Regions from separate parts of the Homo sapiens genome. Here region 1 is linked to region 2. The links are chromatin loops, found by intact Hi-C in ENCODE. Cell type or tissue: psoas muscle. All regions are shown on one strand.

What was found. A loop is a pair of places that touch in the nucleus more often than their neighbours do. Peaks named below come from ENCODE experiments on the same cell type or tissue, not always from the same donor. Only the 100,000 strongest peaks of a DNase experiment are listed, where the experiment ranks them.
Region 1: a loop joins it to region 2, with 8 times the contacts of the local background. A loop is called at or near these places in 94 of 110 quality-filtered maps.

Annotation. Positions count from the first base shown.
Region 1 is chr3:186,240,561-186,243,060 of GRCh38, forward strand. DGKG (diacylglycerol kinase gamma) reads right to left here. Exons shown (of 25, transcript NM_001346.3): 20 at 1,944-2,008. Among named protein-coding and RNA genes, the nearest start is that of DGKG, 120 kb to the right of the region's middle. RefSeq lists an enhancer at 1,694-1,743. In psoas muscle, CTCF peaks have their summits at 1,450 (motif pointing left) and 2,173 (motif pointing right); DNase peaks (open chromatin) are centred at 1,451 and 2,131; H3K4me3 peaks cover 1,697 bases; H3K27ac peaks cover 2,300 bases.
Region 2 is chr3:185,978,248-185,980,747 of GRCh38, forward strand. It overlaps the pseudogene NMRAL2P. Among named protein-coding and RNA genes, the nearest start is that of TRA2B, 41 kb to the left of the region's middle. In psoas muscle, no CTCF peak of the experiment used is centred here; no DNase peak of the experiment used is centred here.

The DNA.
Region 1 (2,500 bases), 260 kb after region 2:
GCACTTTGGGAGCCTGAGGTGGGTGGCTCACTTGAGGTCAGGAGTTCGAGACCAGCCTGGCCAACATGGTGAAACACTGTCTCTACTAAAAATACAAAAATCAGCTGGGTGTGGTAGTGGGTGCCTGTAATCCCAGCTACTTGGGAGGCTGAGACGGAAGAATTGTTTGAACCCAGGAGGTGGAAGTTGCAGTGAGCCAAGATCGCGCCACTGCACTCCAGGCTGAGCAACAGAGCGAAACTCCATGAAAAAAAAAAAAAAAAGATACTTGTGTGAAAAGAGGACCTTAAAAGCCTGAGGAATGGGTTGAAGAGGAGTACTTTTTAAAAAAGTGGTTTGTGTGTATCTGGGAGTGCAAAAGACCGTTAGAGGAGATCATCTGAACTGTAAGTTTGTGACTATAGTATCAGGGGCTGGAAGTACACGTGTTCCTAGTGTGCAGTGAGTGTGTATAGTCTGTGTGTGTGAGAGCAAGAAGATGCTGTGGCAGGATGCACTTCCTAAAAGGTTCGTTCAGCTGCTATCGGATCCCACAGATCGCTCTTTCTGAAGCTATAGTGTTCAGTTTCTGACCTCTAAAAAGACCTCCTTCTTCTTGGTTGACTTCTCAGGCTGTGGGGTCAGGACAAAGAGTAGGAATGAAAATGGCCAGTGATGAAAATGATGGGTCCTGGGCTTTAAATGAATGTCTTCAATGAACACTCTAACCTCTCTTTTAAGGACAATTCTTGCTTGTAATCCCAGCACTTTGGGAGGCCGAGGAGGACGGGTCACTTGAGGTCAGGAGTTTGAGACCAGCCTGGTGAACATAGTGAAACCCCATCTCTACTAAAAATACAAAAGTTAGCCAGGCATGATGGTGCACGCCTGTAGTCCCAGCTACTCAGGAGGCTGAGGCAGGAGAATCGCTTGAACCTGGGAGGAGGAGGTTGCAGTGAGACAAGATCACGCCACTGCACTCTGGCCTGGGTGACAGAGTGAGATTCCATCTCAAAAATAAATAAATAAATAAATAAATAAAAAGACAATTCTGTGGGCTAAATAAAAGTCAACACCTTTAGGCTCAAAAACAAAGTCCAAATCATTATCCATTCTTCTCCCAACCTACCTAGGGTTGGGGTGGGAACAGTGTCTGAAATAGTGGTCATCTTGAAATAGTACAACAAAGAAAAAGAAAGAAAGAATGAAAATTGACTAATGAGAAGATACAGACAAAGAAGGAAAGAGGGAGAAAGGGGTAGCTATACGTCAGTCACAACTAAGTTCTGGCAAATTTCATCCTACAAGGAAGAAGGGTTTGCTTTCTCTTGCAAATGATCTGGTTTCCTCTTTCCTTTCATTTTTGAACCTAACTTGGTGACTTCACAGAGTGCCCAGGCTGAGGCTGGGACTTAGTGGGTTCCGGGTCTCCAGCCTTTGCAGGTACCTCTCTGCTGCTGCCCTCTGCTGTCGGGGGAGGCAAAGGAGACACCCTTCTGGTCCTCCTGGTCCAAGTCCCGGAGCTGCCACCTCCTCCCATTTGAGACCGACAGAAGCTAGGGTCTCTTCCAGCCTCCCTGCTCTTCCCCAAAAGAATCATGAGGGGCTGGGGTTGGAGGCGCTGTACTTGGAAGCAGCAGAGACTCAGGACGGGGGTTCCAGTTAGACAAGGGCAGACGCCCTCCCACCTCCTCCCCTGCAAAAGCAGGCCCTTCATACCCACCTCCTGCCCTCCAGCCCTGCCCTCTGCACAGATCCTTTGGGAGAGGACAGGCAGTTAGCCTGCGCCAAGTTTCTGACACTTTTTTTTTTCTTGGAAATGGAAACCCTCCTTCCGGCAAGTGGCAGGAAGGCCAAGTCCCCAGCGGCCCTGGCTGGGAAAATTTCCAGAGAGCAGGTGAAAGGCCTCTGTTCCGCCAGGGCCACACTGGGTGGGTGGCAGCGCAGCCGGGCCTGCAGCTTACCTGCTGTTGAATTTTTCAGGATGTTTCTCTCTCATCACATGGAATCTGTGTGCAATGGAAGCGTCCTGAAAGTGAAAGAGACAAAGCAGATCCTTGGTGAGTGGTCATGACAGTGCAGTGCGGAGGGAAGGGACGCACGCATGCACTCGCTGAGTCATGCCAACCCTGGGACTCTATCTATCGCATGGTGGGGCTCCAGGTCACATCCGCGGAGCCAACAGAGGCTCAACACTGCCTCCAGGGGGATGAGCTAGCACCACCAATACTCTTACAGCCTATGCCAGTTGACTCTGGAGTCCTTGCTATTTCACTCTAGCCCGGACCCGCTGAGAACAGATAGATAGTTCAGGGGTGAGTGAAGGGGAAAGCCTTTGCCCTCTGGGGAGACTGAGAGTCTGTGAGCAGTTAGAGATCAGGAGCCTGTGTCTGGGGCTGAGCATGAGTCTCTGGAAATGACTTTCCATACTAGTTCTTTTTAAAATAGTTTTTATTTTGGAATATTTTGACTCACAATTAAGTTGCAAAAATAGCATAGAGTTCCTAGGTCCCGTTCACTC
Region 2 (2,500 bases):
GTACCATTTTGTTTCTGGCCTTTTCAGTTAATGTTATGAGAATTTTTCTATTTTGTTAAACTTCTCCAAAAACATTAAACTGCATTATGTTCTGAGAGTAGATGTACCACAATTAATTCTACCATTTCTGTATTGTTGGCCATGTAGGTTGTTCTTAATTTTCTCATTATTATGAATGCATGTGACAATCATTGTTTTGCCTAAGTTGTTTGTGTCTGTCACCTTTTTTAAAGGCCAAGTAAAATTGCAAAGTCAGAGTTTATCTCTGAGGGCTAAAGACAGATTATACTGGATCCAATAGAAATGATTTTTAGCTAATTCAGTAGGGGGAATTATGGATCTAGTTAGTGTTAGAAAGGATTCAAGGAGTGGATTTTATGGAAGGTGACAGAAGGCAGCTCAGTTGGCGTGGGATGGGCTCCATTTCTGCTTGGGCCTGGCCTTGGCAAAGGCTGGGGCAATTGGAGGTAAAATACAGACCTCTAACCAAGAAAGGGAGCGAGGATGGATGGGCCATCAGCCAGGTGAGAAGGAGAGCCTGGTGCCAGAGAGGGGGGATCTTGATGCCGCATGGAGGCCCAGGTGGGTGGACGGTTTCAGAGGGCTGGTGGGGGAATACGAAGAGGAAGTATAGGCAAGAGCACTGTGAGGTGCTATTCACATGAAGGCTGGTACAGATCTACAGTACCTTACCCAAAAGGCTTGGGGCCAGAAACAATTCAGCTTTAGGAATCTTTCGGCTTTTAGATAGGTTATTGTCTACATATATAACATCACCAGCACGGGCTGGAGCAGGAACCTGTAATCAAACACATCTATATCTCTGCAGGCAAATATTTGAATGTTTCCACTAAATGGTATGATTAAAGACCATAAATAGCTTCACATAGTTAGATCAGGTTTGCCACTAATTTAGTTCAAAAAGGTCAGTTTGCTGCCAAATGGCTTATGGGGGAAAAAAAACTTTAGAGTCTCTTGGATTTTGGAGTTAGGCTAAAGAATTGTGGACCTGGCTGGGTGCTGTGGCTCACACCTGTAACCCCAGCACTTTGGGAGGCAGAGGCGGGCAGATCACCTGAGGTCAGGAGTTTGAGACCAGGCTGGCCAACATGGCGAAACCCCATCTCTACCAAAAATACACAAAATTAGTCGGGCGTGGTGGCGGGTGCCTGTAATCCCAGCTACTCAGGAGGCTGAGGCAGGAGAATTACTTGAACTCGGAGGGCAGAGGTTGCAGTGAGCCGAGATCGCACCACTGCACTCCAGTCTGAGTGACAGAGTGAGACACTGTCTTAAAAAAAAAAAAAAAAGAATTATGGACCTGTGTCATCATTAAGGTGAATAATGTCATTTCAAACTATTTTAAGTATGGGCTATAACATTTTCTGTCTTCTTATTTGTTCTTAAAAGATTACCCCGGAAGCTTTCGAGAAGCTGGGATTCCCTGCAGCAAAGGAAATAGCCAATATGTGTCGTTTCTATGAAATGAAGCCAGACCGAGATGTCAATCTCACCCACCAACTAAATCCCAAAGTCAAAAGCTTCAGCCAGTTTATCTCAGAGAACCAGGGAGCCTTCAAGGGCATGTAGAAAATCAGCTGTTCAGATAGGCCTCTGCACCACACAGCCTCTTTCCTCTCTGATCCTTTTCCTCTTTACGGCACAACATTCATGTTGACAGAACATGCTGGAATGCAATTGTTTGCAACACCGAAGGATTTCCTGCGGTCGCCTCTTCAGTAGGAAGCACTGCATTGGTGATAGAACACGGTAATTTGATTCACATTTAACTTGCTAGTTAGTGATAAGGGTGGTACACCTGTTTGGTAAAATGAGAAGCCTCGGAACTTGGAGCTTCTCTCCTACCACTAATGGGAGGGCAGATTATACTGGGATTTCTCCTGGGTGAGTAATTTCAAGCCCTAATGCTGAAATTCCCCTAGGCAGCTCCAGTTTTCTCAACTGCATTGCAAAATTCCCAGTGAACTTTTAAGTACTTTTAACTTAAAAAAATGAACATCTTTGTAGAGAATTTTCTGGGGAACATGGTGTTCAATGAACAAGCACAAGCATTGGAAATGCTAAAATTCAGTTTTGCCTCAAGATTGGAAGTTTATTTTCTGACTCATTCATGAAGTCATCTATTGAGCCACCATTCAATTATTCATCTATTAATTCCTTGATCCTTCATTTATCCATTCTGCAAACTTTTCTTGAGCACCAGCACGGGTGGCCATTTGTGGACTTCTCTTCATTCCTATGTGTTTTCTTATCAAAGTGATCCACTCTCGAAAGGCTCCTTTCCAGTCTGTGGTTGGGTTCAAGTCATGCCAGGGCCAGGGGGCCCATCTCCTCGTTTAGCTCTAGGCAAAATCCAGGGGATCTGCAGTGGGGAGCGGGGGCAGGAAGCTGGAGGGAAGGCCTGTGAAGGGTAGGGATGTGGAAAGACAAGGTGACAGAAGGACCCAATAGGACCTTTCTATATCTCTGGCTTAGCATT